Linked DNA regions of Homo sapiens: all the other regions are linked to region 1. A link is a loop called in an ENCODE intact Hi-C map of the cell type or tissue named here. Cell type or tissue: GM12878. All regions are shown on one strand. Region 1 has its middle 59 kb from the start of LINC01814. Region 2 overlaps KIDINS220 (kinase D interacting substrate 220). Region 3 overlaps LOC105373411 (a long non-coding RNA gene).

The links. Hi-C counts contacts between places; a loop is a spot of excess contacts. Peaks named below come from ENCODE experiments on the same cell type or tissue, not always from the same donor. Only the 100,000 strongest peaks of a DNase experiment are listed, where the experiment ranks them.
Region 2: it touches region 1 in a loop (4-fold over the local background); 4 of 110 quality-filtered maps call a loop at or near these places.
Region 3: it touches region 1 in a loop (2.4-fold over the local background); 2 of 110 quality-filtered maps call a loop at or near these places.

What each region holds. Positions count from the first base shown.
Region 1 is chr2:8,520,683-8,528,682 of GRCh38, forward strand. No RefSeq gene overlaps it. Among named protein-coding and RNA genes, the nearest start is that of LINC01814, 59 kb to the right of the region's middle. RefSeq lists silencers at 363-422, 5,523-5,712, a cis regulatory region at 4,348-6,069 and enhancers at 4,552-4,621, 4,672-4,781, 5,662-5,721, 5,732-5,801. In GM12878, a CTCF peak has its summit at 4,953 (motif pointing right); DNase peaks (open chromatin) are centred at 367, 5,069 and 5,389; H3K4me3 peaks cover 1,064 bases; H3K27ac peaks cover 4,353 bases.
Region 2 is chr2:8,757,305-8,765,304 of GRCh38, forward strand. All of the region lies in intron 22 of KIDINS220 (kinase D interacting substrate 220), which reads right to left. It also overlaps the pseudogene LOC100216337. Among named protein-coding and RNA genes, the nearest start is that of KIDINS220, 76 kb to the right of the region's middle. In GM12878, a CTCF peak has its summit at 4,461 (motif pointing left); a DNase peak (open chromatin) is centred at 4,427.
Region 3 is chr2:8,601,775-8,609,774 of GRCh38, forward strand. It overlaps LOC105373411 (a long non-coding RNA gene), which reads right to left. Exons shown (of 3, transcript XR_001739274.1): 2 at 5,699-6,027. It also overlaps the pseudogene SNRPEP5. Among named protein-coding and RNA genes, the nearest start is that of LINC01814, 22 kb to the left of the region's middle. In GM12878, no CTCF peak of the experiment used is centred here; DNase peaks (open chromatin) are centred at 1,247, 4,627, 5,173 and 6,887; H3K27ac peaks cover 1,088 bases.

The DNA.
Region 1 (8,000 bases):
TGGGGTGGTATTAGCTGGGACAATTGTCCTCTGCTCCTCTTTAGACTCCATCCACATGTGCAGGGGTACAGATCACCCCCTCAACCACCATAAGTGAGATCACTCTTAGGAAAAGCAAAATCCCATGTTCCTTGGCTCTCTTCCGAATTCATCCCAGTCATCTGATTTAAGAAGTAATTTCAGATCATCTTCCCATTTCTGCTTCATGTTGTATCATCAAAAACACGTGTCCAGTTGGTTAGCAGAATCAGAAACATACATCAGTCTCGATAGTAGAAGAGGCAGGGATTTTCCTGAGGAGTTAGTGTCAACCTCTGAAAGATGAGGCAGCAAGAAAATCACAAACACTAAGAACGTGCTTGCAAAATGGGGGAACTAGGCTTTTCCCAGCTCCCTCCCCCACATCCTCCTCTCCCTATGACTGGCTGGCCCTGGGCCCCTGCAAGCCCCACCCCTACCCTCAGCCCTAGCCCAGACTCTAGGGCAAACCCAGGGAGCAGAGACGGGGTCTCCCTCCCCCACCCCATCATCAGCCCAGACTGCCCAGGCTTGCAGCCCATGTGCCCATGGACTGGGCCAGGGGAGCCCCACAGGTGGCCTTGCTCTCTGCAAACAGGAAGCTCAGGGCTTGCCCTAGACACTGTCTCCTGAATCAACTCTCAGTCTGGCATATTTCACAGCTTTCATTTCATTATGCTTTAGTAGACTTTTAAATAAATTTTTTCATTGAAAGTCATATATACATGATTAAAAAAAAAAAGCCGGAGCACAAAAAGATATATAATTAAACAGGAAGCCACGTTCTGTTGTCAGATCCAATACCCTACGCCCCAGAGGTAATCACTTTCAAGAGTCCTATAGGTTCCCTTCCCAACAAGTCATCACATGCACAGGAGGGGCCATTACATGCACAGGACCAACAGCTGCTAATTTAACAGATTTTTCAGACTCTCCCTCCTTGCTATTATGTTTAGAAAGCCAGATCTTTGCTTTTTCAGCCTTCCTTGCAGCAGGAGATGGGTACGTGACCCTATCCTGGCAATGAGATGCACAGGTGAGTTAGCCTGTGGCAGGGAGACAAGGGGCCAGGTGGCATCCAGGAAGCTCTTACTTTCCAGATTTAAAAAGAAAAAACAATGTGCCTGGCATTGGCCAGCCCCTTCCTCTTTTCTCATGCTTGGGTGTGATATTTGGAGCTGCAGCAGCCATCTTGGGACCATGGGGTAAAGAGTGTCGGGATAAAAAGCCAACACATTTTATGAAGGCACAGCAGAAGAGAAAGAACCCAGATCTCTAAAGACATTGTTCAGTGGATGAACACATACCCCCGGCTGCTAACCTCCATACATGGTGTTCCATGAGAAAAATAAAGCTCAATGTTTTAACCAGTGCTGGTCAGGTTTTCAGTTACTTATAGAAGAACCCATCCTAATTGATACAATATAGAAGCATCATTAGTGAATTTAATTTTCTTCAAATGGGTGCAGACTGGACAGTGCCCTGCACTTTGCTTTCTTCACTCAGCATGCACCTTTGCAATGTTTCCCATACCCATTCACGTAGGCCTAGCTCATTCTCAGCTGCTTCAGTTTTCTGCTGCACAGAACACATTATAAATAAAGCTGACATCCTACCAATGCACATTTTTATTGGTTGCTTCCAATTTTATCCTACTAAAACGAAGGCCACAAGAAGCATCTCTGTATCTACAACTTAGTGCACTTGTTTCTCTCTGTACAGTAATTTGTGGAAGAGGCAGGCCAGAGACCTCGCCCCTGGCCCCTGTCTTTGTCCCCTGCTCACTCCACGGACTGGGCACACTGAACCCTCCTTGGGTCTCCTGGGCCCACCATTGCCAAGGGCTCACATCTTGATTCCCCTTTTTCTCTACTCACTCTGCTGCCCATCCTGAACACTAGGACATCTACTACCTTGGCCAGAGCCTTGGGTTCCCCTAACCTACATCTCAGTTTGGGTAAGTGGCCTTGAGCTTCTTCCTCGGGGACTGAAACTAAGGCTTGCTCTCATCTGGCTCTCCCTGCAGCCCACTGCTGTCACCCAACCTCACCCCAGCACCTGGGTCTGCTCCCCAGCCCTGCACCATCCACCCCTTTCCAGAACCTGCCCCTTCCTGTTCAGATGAACAGGCCCACATCAGGCCGACTGCCAGGCAAGCTCCCACAGGAAACAGAACAAGCAGCCACACCCCACCTATAACCAGGCTCTGGCCCTGGTTTCAGCACCTGCAACCCACCCCAGAAATTCACACCAGAAACCCAACCTCACAGCCCAACCAAAATCCCATTTGCCACCAGAAGCTGACAAATGCCATTGCTGGGTAGAGGGACACACCAAGATGGAGGTCAGATATCTAAGAACACGCAAAACAGGCATGCAGATTTATGTACCAGCGAAAGCAGATGCATGGAACATTCCATCAGATCTGACTGGTTTATGCTCACCAGCCTGTGCCCAGCCAGCCAGGGCATGCTAAGAGCTGAAACACGCAGGGGAATGCTGTCAGCACAGATGTGCAGGTGACATTTTCAGGGTAAAATCCTGTCTTCTAGGGCAAAAAGCCATCTTCTCTGGCTGGCAGATTCGCAAGGCTGCTTGCATCCAGGCCACAGCCTGCAGTTCCCCCTCCAGCTCACTCCTCTTCACTCATCCCCACCAGCCAGCTACACCCAGGTCTTAGGGAACATCCAGAAGGCAGCGTCCTCTGAGACCACCTGGTCCAGTCCTCTGATTTTACAGATAAGAAAACTGAGGTCCAAAGAGGTCAAAAAAGTCACCCAGTTGCTTTGTGACAGGGCCAGGGACACAAACACTAAAGCCACCTTCATTGAGCACCTCCTCCTATGCTCCCAACTCTCCTTTGAGATATGTAGCATCGCTCCCTTTTCATTGATCAGAAATTGGAGGTTGATAGAGGTCAAGGAACTAGCTCCAGATCACACAGCTGGTGAGGAGCAGAGCTTGGGTACAAACCAGCCAGACAACCCTCCATCCAGGACTCCATCTGCCCCAGCTTTACTAAGGAGGCTTACATCCCCATGACACCACTCCTAGGACAAGAATGAAAACTGTGGGTAAGAGAGGAAGAGAGTGTATGCATTCACCAAAGGGAGGGTTATTATTAAGCAATGAAAATGCGAAAATAGTGTCTAAAACAGAATCTTGCAGGTGTTCAGCCATCTCCTTAAGCAAGGAAGTGCTCACAAAACAATGGATGGGAGCACATCAAAGGGACAATGGGGCCAAGCATGAGGCTCACGCCCCGTGGAATCCCAGCACTTTGGGAGGCTGAGGCAGGAAAATCACTTGAGCTCAGGAGTTCAAGACCAGCCTGGGCAACATAGTGAGACTTCTCCTCTACATAAAATCAAAAAAATCAGGCAAGCATGGTAGCACATGCCTATAGTCCCACCTACTAGGGATGCTGAGGTGGGAGGACCACTTGAGCCTGGGAATTCGAGGAGGCTGCAGTGAGCTATGATCTCACCATTATACTCCAACCTGGGCCACAAGAGTAAGACTCTGTCTCAAAAAAAAAAAAAAAAAGGAGGGGGGGCACCCAGATCCCGAAAAAGCTCCCAATGGCCAAAGTTGGAAGAGTATGAGCAACAAACTACTATTGGATTATAACCCAGAGAATACAATAAGTACCTATGAGCCAACATCGATATAAATAAATGATTGAACAAATAACAGGAAGAAGAGACAATCCACCCTTAAAGAAGAATTCCAAATAATTTATGTAGTTACCCACCTCTCGAAGAGGTGGAGCATGACTTTCCCTGCCCTCAGGTGTGGGCTGTGTTTGGTGACTTGCTTCCCAAGGGCAGGTCTGAGAAAGGAGTGGGGGAGGAGAGAACTTTGCTGGGAGAAACCCAACAAACACAGCTCAGCCAGAAGCTCAAGGTCATTGGCTGCGATCAGTCCTGTTGATAGGCACGCACCCTTGATTGCATACGATAAAAATGGCACTTCACCTCTGTGGGCTTCTCCCGAGAACCCGTAACCGCGGTCTAACCATAAGAAAAATATCAGATAGCCCAAACTGAAGGGCATTCTACAAAAATACCTGGCCAATCCTCACGACAGCTGTCAAGGTCATCCAAAACAAGGAAAGTCTGAGAAACTGTCATAGACCAGAGGAGGCCACCAAGATGTGACAACCAAATGCAATGTGGGATCCTAGAGGGGAATCTTGGGACAGAAAAAGGCCTTAGGGAAAAACTAGTGCAATCCACATAAACCGTGGCGCTTAGCTGAAAGAACCAACCAATGTTAGTTCCTTAGTGGTGAGGAACGTGCTAGGGAGATGCAAGCTGTCACAATGGGGAAACCAGTGAGGTGTGTCCAGGAATCCTCTGCGTTATCTTTGCAATGCTTCTGTAAATGCACAGCCGTTCGAAACCAAAGGTTGCTAGTTTATAAATACACCGAGATGAGATGTCCCACTATCTTGCTAGGGGAGTCGTTCCCAACTGACCACCCATGAGACTGGTTGGGGAGATTTTCAAAACTTTTCAAAGGCCCTGCCTGGGATGAAGTGAACAAGCATCCCTAGGCCTGCGGCCTGAGCATCAGGACCTTGACAAGATCCCCTGGTGATTCTACCGTGCATTAGGGTTGAAACCAGTGGCCAGGGTAGGACAGGAGTTAATTGCACAGGGCTTCCATGGAGTAAGATGGAGCTGGGAAAGGATGCTGGAACTCTTCAGGCTGCAGGAGAGCTGCATGGAACGGACTGCCGCCCCTCCCCGCATTACCTCTGAAGGGCTCCTTGTTGGAACCTGGACATCTCTCACTCCCCTGTCCTGGGTCAGCCGCTGCTGGCGGGATCAGGTGGTGGAAGGGTTCAAATTTCCCTTGGGTGTTAAAATGCAAAGTGACCCTAACCAGCCAGGAAAAGAGCAGGTGTCCTCTTTCATCCAGCTGGGGTCACTGTCCCCTAAGGGGCCCCAGGCTGGTCCTTCCTGTCTCACTGAGGTCTCAGACCTCATGCTCATTGGGACTTGGCTGAACTCCAGGCCGTCAGCCCAACAGCGCTAAAGCTACAGCCAAGCCGCAGAGAGCCGTGGCCTCCCACGCCCCACGTTGCTGGGCAGAGAAGGGAAGCATTTCAGACAGGCAGGCTGGCCCCTGGCCAGCAGGTCTCCAGATGCCATGCAACACACACCTGAGCAGGGTAAGAGAATAGGTGTGTGTCAACAGTATTTGAAAAAGAAAATAGCTGCACAAATACAGCACTTGTTAACACAGGTGTTTACAGGTGGAATTATTTTTCCAGGGCTGCTATCTCCCAGCCTTCTTTGTGCTTCTCAGCTCACACCTGCAGGGACTTTCCTACGAAGCCAAGGCACAAAGGGGAAGTGGATAGTCCGTATCGATTTTACCACGGAGGAGGTCAGCGATCAGCTTCAGGCCTGGCTAGTTTTCACAGTTTCCCTTGCTGGACTCACTTCCATGTTTTCAACCTGCTCTAACAGGATCTGGCCTGCGCTCCACTTCCTGCTTGGCTAAGGCAGCTGCTGTGACCACCCCAGGCAGTCACAGCAAGAAGCCATTTCCTGGGGCCAGGGCACGCTGGCTACTCTCGGGACATAATTATCTATCTGGTCCTTGTCTCCTCTCCCCCAGGAGAGGCTCAATGTTTGTATATTACAGATAAGGAAACTGACACACTTGTCTGAAGTCACAGGGCTAATAAGTGGAGGATGTTGTGCCGACATCAAACCAGGGAAGAACCCAAAGAGGCAGCTGCAAAGGGCTCCAGAAGTGTCTCCAAGATGACCCCCCCACCACCACCACCACCGCCCACACCAGGAGCAGCAGTGCTCTCTGTGGGACACCCAGAAGCACAGACATTCAACTTAAAATAGGATCTCATAGAATAAAGCAGTCCGTCAGGTGGTAACAAGTCCCAAGGTATTAAAAATTATAGAAGAGAAACTTAATGCCTCTGAACAGCACACTTACAAATGGTTAAGATGGTCATTTTTATGTTACGTGTGTTTTAACACGATTTTAAATTTTTAATTGACACACTTATGAAAGAGAAACTTAAAATGGAGAACGTTCTATTCCAGAGGGAGACCTAGCCAACTTGCATCACCAATTAGCCTGTTTTTGGTAAATGTACCCACTTTTTGCATTCTGAGAGAGAACTCTGTCCTCTGGAAAGACTTTCTCTTAGATGAGCCTTTTAATTCATGCAGATGTGGGCCGGAGTATTTGAGTATTTCCCGTTATATGGGGGAAGCACTAAAAGGTGAACTGCCCTAAATGCAGATTTCTCAGTGTGAGGTTTTAGGTGCTCTGCTTCACATGTAAAAGGCAAGACAGGGGACAGGAGTGAAGACAAGGTGGGGAGGGAACAGAAGAGCAGGCCCTGCTCCCCACCCCCAAGGCAGTGAGGAAACACCCCCACCAGCACCCTCTAAAAGGTTGGCACAGCAGGCAGGCTCCAGGAGGGGATGTAATCCTCCTCAGTAAAGCTGTTGAAGATGGCTGCCTGGGGACGCAGGGAGGGGCTCAGTCACACTTGGGGAGAGGCCAGACTGAAAGAGCAGGGCCAGCAGAGATGCTGAGATCCTCTCAGCCAGAGGCCACTTGTGGAAAAGTCCAACGGTACAATCTGGGCAGGAGGTGACAAGGGGCAAGCAGGGTGGACTGACTCCCAGGGTGCTCAGAGAAGCCTGGCAAGGTCCGAGTGTGCTGCAGGCCCCCGAGATGGCAAGTGGAGAACATGGAGACATTTGCCATTGGTAGCTTTTGATGTCCTTGTTCCTACAAGCCAGGGGGAAATGTCATGACTTGATTTTGGCAGCGAAACCCTTCAGCCCAACTTGAAGAGCAATGAGGCTTCCAAAAATGTTAAGAAACATTGCTCCATTCCAGCCTTCCTCCTTCACCTCCTCTCGCAGACTAGCACCACCTGTGTTCCAAGTCACAGATGAAGAGTCCGAGGGTCAGAGAGGCGGGGTGTTCACAGGAGGGTCTGTGGTTTGGAGGCTGTCCCGGGTTGAAGCCCAGGTGTCTTGGTTCCTAATGTGAGTCTTCCATCCTCTATAACACTTTTTCCCAGGAAAAGGAGTTTCCCTGAGAGAAGGGGGGAGTCTGGCCGCCTCCAAATCCCTGCTGGCTCCTCCAGAGGCCACCTCCAGCCCTGCCTCTCCCTCTGCCTGGCAGACGAGCCAAGGAGTGCCAGTACACAGGCTGCAAGCCGCTGGAGGCCAGTGACTACAGGGCTGGCAAGGGGAGAGAGAGACTTGAGAGAGGATGAGATTTTCAAAGCTCACCACCAAGAAGTTGAAAGGTTTTCCATTTGAACTATGGCAAGTCTCTAAAAGATGAGATGGTGTCTAATTAGACATTATTTTACATCATTCAAATTAAGATGACCTCATATTATAATTACAGATCTGCTACATTACTTGGAAGTAATCAGCATGACAGGCTATCCTCTCTGCCTACCCTTTTGGAAGCTCCAGGCTTCACACTGACCTTCTCCTGCTCCTCCACCTTCCATCAGAGATTGCCCTTTGGAGGGACAGCATCTACCAGAGTCCACACAGCAGCAAGCAGAAGCCTCCCCAGCACGCATCTCCATCCAAGAGTGGAGATTCGGTGAGCATCTGTGCACCAAGGACATGGGTCACACAAGGAGACGGACCTTTCATCAAAGGACATTATTCCTCTTACTTTCCATCAGTCCAGGGATCCCCTCTAATGGGCAAAATGTCCCCCACACCCATGCTCATACACACACACACACACACACACACACACACACAGGTACACACAAACACGCACAAATACAACACACCCACAGGGGCAGTTCTATGATACAGACTTGTGTCCAGTTTTAAACCTCCACCCACCCACACACAGGGCCCTGTCTTCTGAGCCCTTCTCGCTCCAGGGCCAGCATGTTTCCGGCACATCCTCGGTCCACTCGATGTGTATTCACCTGCCAAAACCTGAAACGT
Region 2 (8,000 bases), 240 kb after region 1:
CAACATAGAACACAATTGGCTCAATCAAGATGAATTACCCTTTCAACTAAATATCTATTTTTTATATTTATTACTAATGTCACAGTCAGTTCAGTAAATGCCAACAGTCTTACAGCTTTAACCTTTAGTCATGAGAAGCACACTTGATTGTTTCCAAAGGGATATGTGAGGCCGTCTTCATTTCAGAGGAGCAGAAGTGACTGTACTGTTGTTTGCTCTTTAATGTTTCAACTACCCATTCCGTTGTCTCATGAAGGCCAGTACCTCTGGTTGCTGAAGTTTTGAATATTTGCCATTTTCAGTCCTTCGAGGCAGATAACCCAAGTGAATGTGCATCTCTGAGGGAGTCATGGCCTGTTCCATGTCCTGCTTATTTGCAAATGCCATTAAAATGGCTTTTCTCAGCTCTCCATCAACATGGCAACTAACACTGACTTGGAAATGCCAATTCGGTCTCGGTCACAACTGTCTGCTCCACAGCATCTGTGTTTGAATAATAACATCTTCAGTATGGCTCTGTCCTCCTAAATCCTGGACTTGGAATTCTGTATGTTTTCTTTGTTGGTTTTGTTTTTAAGATGGAGTTTCACTCTTGTTGCCCAGGCTGGAGTGCAGTGGTGCAATCTCGGCTCACTGCAACCCCTGCCTCCTGGGATCAAGCAATTCTCCTGCCTCAGCCTCCTGAGTAGCTGGGAGTGCAGGCACCAGCCACCACGCCTGGCTAATTTTTGTATTTTTAGTAGAGACGAGGTTTCACCATGCTGGCCAGGCTGGTCTCGAACTCCTGACCTCAGGTGATCTGCCTGCATCGGCCTGCTAAAGTACTGGGATTACAGGCGTGAGCCACTGCGCCCAGCCCTGTATGGCTTTTATAAGTTGCCGTCTCAACATTAAATCTGATGATAGGAATGTTAGTAATGACTTTTCCAACCTGTAATCTGCATAAAATTGTGGTTTTTCCTGTCTATGTAATCCCCAAATTAAAATCCTCACTTCCCAGGTTCCAAACACACTGGAAAAAATACTTGAGAAAAATCTACCATGATTAAGCCCTGTTCACCCTCACCAATCCTCAGGAACAGATCCTGGTCTCAGCAGCAACTCCAACTCGAGGCACCTCTGCTCACCTTGGCCTTTGGATCTGCCTCTGAGCCTGGACTTCCACACTGGATCTGTCAATTTGCTGGTATTTTCAAGGAAAATACTTCTGGTTTCATTGCTTTTTTTCTATTGTTATTCTGTTCTCTGTTTTATGTCTCTCCACTCTAACCTTTATTATTTCCTTCCTTCTGCTAGCTTGGAGTTTAATTTGCTCTTCTTTTTCTAGCTCCTCGAGGTGTTAGGTTAGGGTGTTAATTTAATATCTTTCTCTTTTTTTAATGTACGCATTTACAGCCATAAATTTCCCTCTGAGTACTGCCTTTGCTGCATCCCATAAGTTTTAATCATTCCTAATATTCTTGTAAAAGTATTTTCATAACTATTCCATGAGTCACCTTTCCTACCATGTTGGAAAGAACATTAGCTTAGGGGGTCAGAAAGTAGACACTTTGTCTGCCACAGCCAAAGTAATAAAAGTACTAAGAGCTGAAGCTGTCCACATGCAGAAGACTGCATTAAGTACACAACAACTCTCAACAGAGAAAAGAACTTGCCAGAAGAGAAAAGAGGCATCTATGCTCGTGTGGTGGTCACAGAATATTCTCAAGACAACAATGCGAACAGTGCCAGGTGTTCTCACTGACACTCACTTTTCAAGGTCTACAAAAGTAAGTTTGCATTTTAGGCATCTTATTGAGTAACTACACTAGGAAACAACGAAGTGCTTATATATTCTGCAGGCCAAATAGATCATCATGGCATGCCTTCTTCAAGTGTGTTTGTCTATTTCTGGTTTAAAAGAAGACATTTGCAAGTATCTAATGTGTTTGACTTATGTGTTTAAGGACGGTGTGATTAGGGTTAAATAGTGCAAACCATAAAAGCACTTGTATAAGCTGCCCTGGAAACCATTGGCAGAGCTAAACAAAGTTATTATTTCACTTACTAGAAGAGTTTACTCGACATTAAACAAAAACTATTTCCCACCGAGGGTGTATATCTCCAAGATGACCTATTTGGCCAGAACATCAGGGCCCAAGATTATGTTTTTATATGAAGGAAGGAAACTTGTACGCATGTAATTTAAAGGATTAAAAAAACCCTTAAACTCAGTAGAATGTCATCATATACAAAAACTCTCTTTGGCTTTAAGGCTGCAATTCTGGCAACTAGATGGATGAAAAAACAATCAACAACCAGGGAGGGTAAAAGATAAAAACTCAAAAGGGGTATCTGCCTAGGTTCAAGTACAATACTGGTAAGGCACTGTCTTCATTCATGTCTACGACGTCGAATGTTCTGAGGAAGGTACATTTAGGGGCTCTGTATCCCTCTTCTTATATAAACTCTAACAGGGAAACTATATTTAAAAGTTATGAAGAATTGAGAGGGAATTTTAAGAAGAACGAAGTGGCTGAATACCTACTGTCTGCCATTCTCTGAGGCAGGTGCTTTACCTAGTTTATCTAACTTCTCTCTCTGCATCCCATAAGGTATTTATTATTTCCATTTTTAACATGAGGAAACTGAGGCTCAGAGAGGTAAGCAATGGATGCAACACCACCACAGACATAGCAGCAGAGCGGGTACCTGCTCCTGACTGCTTCAAAAGCTGCTGACTGCTCACTGCACCAGTTCAAACAGGAGCCACAGACATGGCTCAAAATCCCTCAGGTAATGACTTACACGTTTTTAACTCCTTAAAACTATAATAGAAAAGAATGCTGTTACATATTACATTTTAACAAATTGAAGAAGATCAACAAATAAGCTGTGCTCATAAGTCATCCTGGGTTTTTCTTTTAGTTTCAGTTTTTTGCAGACTGAAATAAAGCTTCTCCTCCATCTTCATGCACATATTTAATTTCCTTCATCATTTTTTCAGAATCCAGATCAGCACTTTTTTGTTTACAAAATTATGCAAACCAGTACACTACACAACAGCCTAGAAGCCTGAGCAAAGACTGTAAAAATGATTTAAAAATTGCATGACATGACTTTCACCTAGTCAGAGAAGCAGAGAACACTTCAAATAATTATAAGAAATGTGAACAACTCCAAGATACTATTGGTGATTCACCTATAAAACAATATTCCCAATCAATCTTTCAAGTTTCTAGATCAGATTAAATGAAAACATCCTGTCATCACAAAGAAAGTTTAAACACCGGTAACATTTCTGTCTACTCATGATTTAGGACTTTCTTAATGTTACAGTCCCAAAACTAATTAGAGAAATAAATAAATGTTTAAACCAATTTAGGATTGTAACAGTTGTCCACAATTCTCCAATTTTAATATTCTTCAGAATAGCTCATTTTTCTCACTAACTGAATTTGTTAGGAAATGTTATAATTTGAATCAATAAACTTGTATTAATTCTGCTTCATTTATTGGACTTTTGCATAAGATCTGGAGACAGGCTTCCACTGGGAGTACAAGTCTAAAAAATAGTGTATTACTGCATGATATTTACCCAGTTACAACCATGCAAGTAATCAGATATTAGTAATTCAGGTGACAAAGCAATACTTTCAGCTAGGGTAATGAGAGAAGACTTTAGTAAAGTGGTAAGAGAGGCAAAATAATTCATAACTGACTCCATGTGAAAATAGTGTCTATCATTAAAAAGCAAAGCCTGCTTTTTGGCATCAAGAGTTTATACTTGATATTTTAAAATGTTCCGACAAAAGTACATGAGATCAAATTTTCATAGCTGTTTTAGGCATCACTAGCAATATCATAAGTTGCTACCAAGTGATGAATTGTCCATGCAATTGTCGTCTTTAAGAAATCTAAAAGTGTATTACATTAATCATATATAGAACGCAAATGTTTGATAATAAAACTGAATGACAGGCATAGAGAAAGGAGGCTCTGAACTCAAAGTAGATCTATGAATATGTTTCAGATTAAGGCAAAATCTTTATTATGCAAGTTCTCTTAAAAGATTTAATGTTTAAAAAGTATAGAACTGAAGTTCTACAATGTTTAGGATTTAATATTTTTATATCTAAATGCAAATTTGTAAGCAGATCGATTTCTTTATGCTCCTCTTTTTTCATAGCCACTATTTTCCCAAAAGTTAATTTAAACTAATTTGAGGAGACAAAAGTAGTACAACACTTAAAAACTATGTCATATGAATAGATACCCATTCATTTGCCTAGGATCGTGATTCTCAGTGCTGAAAAATGTCCTGAAGCCATTTTTTTTTTTAACAACAACAAAAAAGGAAATTCAACCTTTCATTAAATTCTGACTTGTTTTTCTATGGAAGGGGAAAGCAAAATGTATTACATCTTATTTTTGGCCAAACATGCTAATAATGTTTGTAGTGAAATGCTCCCATCTTGTGGACTTTTTGAATATTGCTAACAGGAGCCACTTCTGCAGCATGGTTTTACACCAGCAGCTAGACATTTTCTTAGCATTTGAATTAGCTAGCATTTTTGTTACAAATCACTTTTGTTTATTCTTGTATTTTAAAAAGTCTTTAAATATTTTGATTTGAAATTCTGAAATCACAAACCTTTACTGGAAAAATCAACTTCTGGAAAAAGTTGGCTACTTGATCTGTCAAGGCATATGTAATTTTTTTGGTAAATTGAATTCTTTAATAATCAGACTTGTTTGAAAAATATAACTATACATAATGCTCTTACTATATTATAAAATAAACTGTAAACCTGCACAAGTAATAATTTTTTTTACATATTAAACATGTATTTCTTACATATTAAAACATATATTTCAAGAAATTGTCTTTGGTATTAGTTTCCAACAATTCCAAACACTGTAGAACTTTGGAATGTTCTATATACTTTTTCAATGTTAAATCTTTTAAGATAACTCGTACAATAAGGGTTTTGGATAATGAAGATCTGGGTTAATATACCTGAGTTTTTCATGTTGACGTTAGAAACACATGACTTTGGAACACTTAATATTTTTTCTTCATTCTACGTTTGCATTAAACACTGAAAATGGCATTATGAGAGTAAAGTCTGAGAAAATACATTCAAAATCAAAAGTAAAAGAAAACCTATTGGCTGGGCACGGTGGCTCATGCCTGTAATCCCAGCACTTTGGGAGGCTGAGGCGGGTAGATCACGAGGTCAGGAGATCGAGACCATCCTGGCTAACACAGTGAAACCCCGTCTCTATTAAAAATACAAAAAAAATTAGCCGGGCATGGTGGTGGGCGCCTGTAGTCCCAGTTACTCAGGAGGCTGAGGCAGGAGAATGGCGTGAACCCAGGAGGCGGAGCTTGCAGTGAGCCGAGATCGCGCCACTGCACTCCAGGCTGGGCGACAGAGCGAGACCCCATCTCAAAGAAAAACAAAAAAGAAGAAAAGAAAAGAAAACCTATTGAAAAAGTTACCTAAAAAAAATTATAGCCATATAGTAGACATAGAAATGGTATAAAGGCTTAAACAAACAGATGTACCAGATGTTTAAGTGCTAAATATCAGAAGTGATTTTTTAAAGCTTTCCACACAAAACCTAGCACAGTTACTAGACACAATTAGAACTAAATAAAGCATTTATTTGAGATTTTATATGTTGCTAAGTTGTTCGCGTTTTTCAACAGAAAAGATAAATTCAACACTGCAGAAAAATTTCTATCTGCTATAACATTCCCATTGATACCCTAATAAGTTATTCTAAATACTCATAGATATATCAATGAAAAGTTAAAATCTATCTGGAAATTAAAATATTTAGTTCTATATTTCTGGTATCTCAGACCCACTGCCTAGCTGGCAGCTACAGAGGACAGGCTCCTGGCCCCAAGAAACAGACTTGGGGAAGCGCAGTTACAGCTGTGAGGTCTTAGGTAACTCCTGCTCTCTGCCTCTTAGGGTTAGAAGTACAGGTTGAGTATTCCTTATCTGAAATGCTTGGGACTAGAAGTGTTTCAGATTTGGGAGTTTCGGCAGTACCAGCTGAGCATCCCTAATCCAAAAATCCAAAATCCCAAATGCTCCAGTGAGCATTTCCTTTGAACATCACGTCGGCACTCAGTTTCAGATTTGGGGGCATTTCAGATTTCAGATTTTCAGATTAGGGATATGCAACCTGCATTAAATGTGATAAGCTAGGTAAAGTGCTTAATCCAATGCATGGGACAGAATGAGGGCTCACATAATATATTAGCTACTACTTTTATTAGACTGTGCCCTGCATATAATAAATTCTATAAATATTTGTTTAATAAATGAACACAATTAAAATGTTTAGCACAACAGAACTGGAGTCATCTAAGTACATGGCCTTTTAAAAACAATTCTGACAACAAGTCTCTAAGAAGAAACTGAGTCTCTAAGAAGACTCTGAAGTGAGAGGAACCTGTCTAGAAGTAGTCAATCCAAAGCAACTCCACCAGAATGTAAATTAGTACAACCTCTATGGAAAACAGTATGGAGATTTCCTCAAAGAGCTAAATGCAGATCCACCATTTGATCCAGCAAGCCCATCACTAGGTATCTACCCAAAGGGAAAAGAGTCATTATATGAAAAAGACACTTGCACATATATGTTTATAGCAGCACAATTCACAATTGCAAAGATGTGGAACCAACCTAAGTACCCACTGACTAATGAGTGGATAAAGAAAATGTGGTTTATATACACCATGGAATACTACTCAGCCATTAAAAGGAACAAAATAACATATTTTGCAGCAACTTGGATGGAGCTTGAGGCCATTATTCTAAGTGAAGTAAAACAAGAGTGGAAAACCAACAACCATATGTTCTTACTTATAAGTGGGAGCCAAGTTATGAGTAAGCAAAGGCATACAGAATAAAATAATAGACTTTAGAGACTCAGAAGGGACAGGATGGGAGGAAGGCTAGGGAAAAAAAACTACATATTGGGTACAATCCACACTACTTGGATAATGGGTGCACTAAATCTCAGAATACACCACTAAATAATTCATCCATGCAACAAAAAACCACTTGTACTCCAAAAGCTATTGAAATAAAAATTTTAAAAAACACAGAGCAACTCCACCAGACCATGGCATTCATAAATGGATTATGAATGTAAGAAACCTTAGAAATGCAGCTGAACTCAGAGTTACAGGGAATGCCTTCAAAAACATTGCTGTGATTTTAGCATCACCTGACATAAGGCAGAAGCCGCCAAGTGTTAGGTGAAATATACAGTCATCATTCAGTCAATGTGTACTGAGAAGCTACTATGTGTCCGGCCCAGGGATATACTGGTATATAACAAAAGAAACATTTTACCCATATTTAAGCCTAAAGAATGAAGTATCTGGATGGACGGTATTCTCTTCAAGATAAAGTGAGGCTTCTCATCTACCACCTCCCCAATTCATGCCTTCCTCAATCCAAAAGTTATCATCAGATTTCTTTATTCTTTCAGAAATACCCACTACTGCCTAAATACTGATCACTTGTCTAGAAGCAAAAAAATTCAGCAATGTTTAAGAAAGTTACAGTTCATGAAGTGTATAGTCTCATTCAGGAGACAAATATTAAAGAAATAGCAATGCAAATATGTATAAGAAGGTAACTATGGCCAGTGTTATGAAAGAACACACTAGTACATAAAGGACTCATCTAATAAAGCCTCGAAGGATGGGGGGGCTTGGTAACAAAAGGCTTCCTAAGGCAGTAATATTTAAGATGAGACCAGAAGAAGGAGGTGGGATGGGCCAAAGAGAAGAGCACATGAAAAGTAAACAGTAAGAGGGAGAAGGAGCCGGAGCCAGGCTGAGGACACTGCGAACTCCAGCAGAAACCTGGTGCCTGAATACAGGTTTTGACCAATTATATCCTTTTGTCTTTAGAGCCCAATTTGATATGCACAGACCATCATTTGCACTTTATACTATCTATAAGTCAAAATCATTATTATTCTAA
Region 3 (8,000 bases), 81 kb after region 1:
AATAAATAAAGTCAAACGCAACTTAAGTATTTAACATCTGGGCATCATAAGTAAATTATCTTGCATCAAATCAATATAATATTATGTAGTATTTAAAATTGTAATTATGCTAAGTATAGTAACAAAGAAAATAACTTACAGAAAATATCTGAATATTGGACAAGGTCAAGAAGGCACTCCCCCAAAATGAAAGTCATTTATTTACCTTTGTATCTAACTGTCCTTCACTTTATTCCAGAAAATTCTCAGGGAACCCTTGTACACATGCTTTACTAGGATGCTGGAAATGGGGTTTATTCCTTTAAAAACATTTTTGACAATTTATTCTGAGAAAATTATCATGCACTCATTGCTGTACTGCTACTATTTTCTAAATGGGAATAGCATAAATGTCCAATAATAAGGGATTTAAAAAATAATAGATACCCAAACAATGGAATATTGTGCTACCAATCAAACTTATGTTGTAGGAGAATAATGACATCAGAAAATGTTTCTGATATATTAAATGAAGTAAATTACAAAATCGATTTTAAAGATTAGTTTCTGTTTTTTAAAAGGTATATATTTTTAATTTTAATTCCTTAATATTTTTCTTTTATATATAATAAATGTTAATTCAAAATGGAAAAAGTGTTCCAGAGCTGAGCCTGATAATTTAAGAATAAAAATATCCAAGGGTTAAGAGCTAAAACTATAAAATTTTTGAAAGAAAACATAGTTGTAAATCTTTATAACCTTGGATTAGGAAACAACAGACATGTGACAACTAAAGAAAAAATATTAGATAAACTGGAAAGAGAAAAGACATGGAAGAAAATTTTTTCAAATCATATTTCTGATAAGGGCCTAATATCCCAAATCTATAAAGAACTCTTAAAATTCAACAATAAAAAGACAACAAATCCAATTCAAAAATGGGCAAAGGATTTGAATAGACATGGTTCCAAAGCTGTACAAACAGTCAACAAGTGCATGAATAAATGCCCACCGTCATTAGTTATTAAAGGAATATAAAGCAAAAACCACAAGGAGATACCCCTTCACACCCGTTAGGACCACTTAAAGAAAGAAAGATATGGTCTATCTTGTAATTGTCTGACAAGTTTAGTTAAGGAAGATGTGGAGAAACTAGATCCCTCCTGCATTTCTAGTGAGAACGGAAAATGATGCAGCCACTTACCAAACCAGTTTAGCAGTTCCTCAAAAAGTTAAACATAATGTTACCATTTGACTCAGCAATTCCACTGCTAGGTATGTACCCAAGAGAACTGAAAACATATGTCCTCCTCTTGTGAAATTCCACCATGGTGTACCATGGCCAGGGCCAGAAAGTGCAAAGGGTTATGGTGCAGCCCATCAACCTCATCTTCAGATACTTACAAAATAGATCACGGATTCAAGTGTAGCTCTATGAGCAAGTGAATATGAGGATAGAAGGCTGTATCATTGGTTTTGATGAGTATATGAACCTTGTATTAGATTATGCGAAGAGATTCATTCTAAAACAAAGTCAAGAAAACAACTGGGTCGGCTCATGCTAAAAGGAGATAATATTCCTCTGCTGCAAAGTGTCTCCAACTAGAAATGATCAATGAAGTGAGAAATTGTTGAGAAGGATACAGTTTGTTTTTAGATGTCCAATATGAACATTTATTCATATTGTTTTGATTACCCTTATGTTATTACAAGATGGCAATAAATGCTGTGGGATTGTTTGTACTAAAAAAAAAAAAGAAAGAAAAAAGAAAACATATGTCCTCCCAAAATTTGGTACAAGAATGTTTATGACAGCATGATTTATAACAGTCAAAAAGGGAAGGAGGGCTGGGCGTGGTGGCTCACGCCTGTAATCCTAGCATTTTGGAAGGCCAAGGTGGTGGATCACCTGAGGTCAGGAGTTTGAGACCAGCCCGGCCAACATGATGAACCCCCCCACCTCTACTAAAAACACAAAAATTAGCCGGGCTTGGTGGTGGGCACCTGTAATCCAAGATGCTTGGGAGGCTGAGGCAGGAGAATCGCTTGAACCTGGGAGGCAGAGGTTGCAGTGAGCCAAGATGGCGCCCATGCACTCCAGCCTGGGGACCAGAGTGAGACTCTGTCTAAAAATTAATAAAAATAAAAAAGAGAAGCAACCCAAAAGTCCACTAACTGATGAGTTAATAAATAAAACATGATATATCCATATCTATACCATGGAATATTATTTGCCAATAAAAAGAAAGAATAATTAACGCATGCTACAACATAAACAAATCATGGAAACATTATGCTCAGTGCAAGAAGCCAGACACTAAAGGTGTGCATTATACTCTTTCATTTGTAGGAAATACGGCAAATCCGTAAAGACAGAAAGTAGATGATCAGTGGTTGCCAGAGGCTGGGGGAAGAGGGAATGGGAAGTGAATGCTAATGGGTTTCCGGGTTTCTTTTTGAGGCAGCAAAAATGTCCTTGAATTAGATAGTGCTGATGACTGCACACCTTTGTGAATATACTAAAAACCACTGGGCTGTACTTTTTAAAGAGGTGAATTTTATGACATATGAATCATATCTCAATTTTTAAATTATGGCAAATATATACAATAATGCACCACATAACAGTACTTCAGTCAATGTCAGACCACATGTACCATGGCCATCCAATGAGATTATAATGAAGCTGAAAAGTTCCTGTCTCCTGGTGGTGATGCTATAGCTGTCATCATGGCATTAACCCAACACATTACTCACGTGTTTAATGTAAACAAACCTACTGCGCTACCAGTTGTATAAAAATCTAGCACATAGAATTGTGAATAGTACATAATACTTGATAATGATAATAAATGACTATTATCATAATATAGTATGTTGTACTAATTTATGTACTTACTATATGTTTTATCGTTATTTTAGAGTATACTGCTTCCACCTTTTTTTTTTTTTTTTTGAGACGGAGCCTCGCTCTGTCACCCAGACTGGAGGGCAGTGGTGCAATCTCGGCTCCCTGCAACCTCTGCCTCCCAGGTTCAAGCGATTCTCCTGCCTCAGCCTCCCAAGCAGCTGGGATTTTAGGCACCCGCCACCACGCCCAGCTAATTTTTGTGTTTTTACTAGAGAAAGGGTTTCACCAGGTTGGCCAAGTTGGTCTCAAACTCCTGACCTCAGGTGATCCACCCGCCTCGGCCTCCCAAAGTGCTGGGATTACAGGCCTGAGCCACCGCACCCTGCCTCCTTCTACTTATTAAAAAGCAAAAGTTAACTATAAAACAGCCCCAGGCAGGTCCATCAGGAGATATTTCAGAGGAAGGCATTGCTATCATACCAGATGACAGCTCCATGTGTGTTTCTGCCCCTGAAGACCTTCCAGTGGGACAAGATGTGGAGATGCAAGACAGTGATATTAATGATCCTGACCCTGGGTGGGCCTAGGATAATGTGTGTGTGTTTTAGCTTTTAACAAAAAAGTCAAATTTTTAAAAATTTTTAAATAGAAAAAAAACGTATAGAATAAGGATATAAAATATTTTTGTAGAGCTGTACATTGTGTCTGTGTTTTAAGCTGTTATTACAAAAAAGTCAAAAAGTTGAAAAAATAGAAAGTTTATTAAGTAAAAATGTTACAATAAGCTAAGGTTAATTTATTATTGAAGCAAGAAATTTTTTTTTATAAATTTAACATAGCTGAAGTGTACAGTGTTTACAAAGTCTACAGGAATGTACACTAATATCTAAGCCTTCACACTCACTCACCACTCACTCACTCACTCACCCAAAGCAACTTCCAGTCCTGCAAGCTCCATTCACGGTAAGCATCCTAGATGGGTGTACTAGGTTTTCATCTTTTATGCCATATTCTTACTGGACCTTTTCTATATTTATATAAACACTTATTCATACCATTGTGTGACAATTGCCTAAAGTATTCAGCAAAGTGACATGCTGTTCGGGTTTGAAGACAAGGAGCAATAGGCTACACCACATAGCCCAGGTGTGTAGCGGGCTCTGCCAAAGGTGTGTGTGACTGCTCTGGGACGGCCTCACCATGGCATCACCTAATGATGCATTTCTGAGAACGGATCCCCGTCGTTAAGTGATGCTAACTATACTTACGAGTACATTGTGATGAGTCATTATTTACAGGTCATTTTAAACCCAAACAGTGATTTACAGGGACTCTATCTCCTAGAACTTTTGAATTTCCTACAGACAGTCACAAGAAAAACATTAAGATGAACTTAGAGAACAAGCTGAGTGCTTTCTCCTTGCATTTCATAACAAAAGGCAATGTTCATAGGGGGATTTCAGATAGTGTGTTGATTTAGGGAGAAAAATCACATTGCTTGAAGAATTCAAATCAAACTATAGGTTCAAATACTCTACTACCTAATCAGAGATTTCTATTTACACCCAAATAGGAACGGTCAAACCTGAATTATTATTATTATTTATCATAAACCTAAAGTCCCGGCTTGAGTAATTCATAGGCACAAAGTGTGGCAGCTACAGTCGCCTATATGTCCCGCCAGTCACTAAAACAGGCACAGTTCTTCATCCACACGCCATTTCCTCTCTGCCCTTCTTTGTACCAAAGATCACTGTGTCCAAGAAAAGCATTCTCAGGAGGCCCGAAACTGTGCTGTGGGCAGAAAATCAGCTTTCTGAAACCCTGAAGCTACTACATGTTTGCTCTTGGTTGAAACTGTGCTCTGAAACCTCCCCGTAAAAGCTTCCACTGGGCCTGGGCCCTAGAGAAGGTGATAACATGTGGAGGACTGAGGCTTCTTCAGATGAGGGGAAACAGAGTCTGTGCAGGTAGACGACATCTGCTTCTCCCTAAGGCGCTGGGTTCTAACTCACTCTCCCTTCAGTTTAACCCAGAATGAGTCCCAGGAGCGAAGCCCTTGCTCCAGTCATCTTAACACCAAGATGACAGGGGGAAGATCAGAGGTGGGAGAGACAGTCAGGAGCCCTGTCCAAGAAGTGCCCTTGGTAGAGGGTCCTGCAGACCTTGGACCACCCGGGCATGACACCAGTCAGCGCCCCACAGGCAGCTCTAAAGGCCTGTGTTCTCTCTTGGGATGGGCTGAAACTCGTTGCACTGTCACTTTGCACACAGGTCCAAGCTTTATGCTACAAAGCAGCATGCAGACCAAGCCTGCCTCAAGTTCACGTGAAAGTCCCTCAGATTCATGAATACATCAACCCTGTCTAGGCCATTGCTTCAGGGACACTGAGAACAGATGAAACCAGGGGGTAGAGATTAAAAGACACCAAATTCCAACCTTCATCTTCGTCTCTGAGTCTGTCACTTAGGCCCAGAAAGTTAAATTCTCTGTTGCCCACAAACAAAATACTGAGTACCACTTCCTCCCCAGGATTAAGATGAGAAACGCTTTAAGGGAATCCCCGTAAAGCACAAAGCAAATCCATTTTATTTTAAGAGAGAAATTCCTAGCCGGGTGAGTCCAGGTTTTTGAGCCTCACGGCGACAAAGGCACATGGCAATTGCTTTCTCCACGTTTCTCCTCCCACCTTGCAGATGCCAAGCGTGGGATCCTCTCTCTCCCTGTTTAGCCCTTCCTCGTGTTTCCCAAGGAAGGACCTGCTCAAGCCCCACCGGCAATTGCACCTTGCATAGGAATCACCCGCAAAGGGCTTTGAGAAGGGACTCGGGCGGCAATGATGAACAGAGCACGGGGATGAGCCTCACCTCAGACACCCTCGCAGGGACCTCCAGCAAGTTCCTTCTCCCAGGCATCCTCAGTGTCCTCACCTGTGAAAGGAAAAGGCTGGAACCCATGATCGCTGAGGTCCCGTCTGTCTTGATCTCTTCTGCCCAGCTCTGCCTGCTGTTCGTGAACTCCTCAACCAGGTCTTAGAAGTGCTGAATACTTTAAATGGTAAATCATCTTGATTGCTATCAAAAATGGGTTTGGCCGAGCTGAAGCTTATTACTGGTCCCATGAGGAATTGCCTGGCCAAATGAACAATGATACAGCAGCTTTGTTGATTTAGCAAGACATTCTTTTCCTTTATTTCCTGTAAAGAAAAAAAAATGCCATCATAAATTCAACTCCTCTGACTCTGCCGGCCACAAACCACTCATTCCACTGTGAAATGCTTGTTGAAACTATGACGTCGTGTAATTCTGGAGGGAAACTGAGGACACAGCTGGCTACAGAGAAGGCCCCACATCTTGGCCAAACCCATTTTTTATAGCAATCAAGATGATTTACCATTTAAAGTATTCAGCACTTCTAAGTCCTGGTTGAGGAGTTCGCAAACAGCAGGCAGATGATGATACCTCGTGGCTGAGGGTCTAGGGGCTTGCGGCCTCAGGATTGAACTGAGAGTTGTAGCAGAGAGATATGGGGGGGGGAGGGGCGACAGCTCAATGTGGGGGAAACACCCAGATATTAAAGCCAGAAGGACCCAGCCTTCATCTCGATTCTTTGATGGCTAGCGGTGGGGCCCTGAGTACTCAGGGCACATGAGCGGGAATTGCTGCCAGGAGCTCCAGGGCTGCCAGGATGGAAGCTCTTCCATCCTAGGGCCCTATTTCAAAAGTAATTTTAAAAAAAAAAAACCCCAAAGCCAGTATCATGATTGACTGAAATTAATCACATCACTCCAAAGGCATCTTCCACCAACACTGGCCCTCTGTCCTGGTCTGAGAGTGGATAGCGGTGGAGTGATCAAATGACTCAGGTTGGAAGTTGCAGGAAAAACCCCCTGAGTGAGCAGTATGGCCAGGGCGGTGGGTCAAATGAGAGTGGCACTCAGAGCAGAGGCTGTGCACACTTACCCATCCATCATTTATTATTTCTTCATCCAACCACCACTCACTGAGAACTTCGTCTGTGTGAGGCCCTGGGGAACTACAATGAATACAATGTGGCTTTGGTGGTTGAAGCTCACAGATGAAAACAGAATGCTGGTGTGTCTACAAGGAGCCGATCCTCTTACAGATATTGTTTCACTGAATTTTATCATCACTTTGAGGTCCGTGTTATAATCTTCATTTTACATCATGAGGTTGTTGAGAAGCATTTGAGGTTGAATAATTTAAGTCACTGTCTTAGTCAACCTGGGCTGCCATCACGAAATATCACAGCCTGGATGCCTTGAACATCACAACTTCATTTCCTCTCAGTTCCAGTGCCAGCAAATTCAGTGTCTGGTGAGGGCTCTCTTCCTTACTCACAGATGCCACTTTCTTACTGTGTCCTCACGTGGCAGAGAGAAACAGCCAAATCCCTCTCTCCCTCTTTTTATAAGGCCACCAATCCCACTGGATTAGGACCTCTCCCCTATGATTTCATTTGACTCCAATTACCTCCCAGAAACCCGTCTCCAAATATCACCACATTTGGAGTTAGGATGTCAACATAGAAAGCTGAGGGCGGGGGCACAATTCAATCCCTAACAGTCAGTCAGTCAGTCTCAGAACAAGATTTAAAACTGGATGCATCTGCTTCCAAAGCTGGTGTCCGCTCTACTCTACTACCCTACTCTACTCTACTCTACTCTACTGTACTCTACTCTACTCGCTGCCTTCTCCACGCTTACCACTTGCAGGTTATAGACCCCTTGAGAATGATTTGGGGGGACATTCTTGGCCCCCAGCCTTGTGCTGAGTATCACCAGCTCTTTGGGCAGTGCCAACATTTCAGGATCGGTGGGCACCCCCTTCTCACTTGTTGTTGAGGTTGATGTCCTATATTAATTTTAATGATTTTGCCACATTCACCTCCAATTGTCACCATTTAAGCAAGAGCCTTAAACAGGTGTTCCAAGGTCACATGCGTTTGGAATTTGTTTCCCTGCCCTTTGTCCTGGGAAGATATCCACCTCTGGGGGGAAGATCAAAGTGCAAATTCCTGACTGCCTCTCCTCGTGACAAAAACCACATGCAGAATGCCATGCTGATAGGACAAGTGTGGTATGCAGCTGGAGAGGCAAGTCGGCTGAAAAAGGAGACGCCTCTCCTCCCCCTTCAAGGCCCAGCCTGA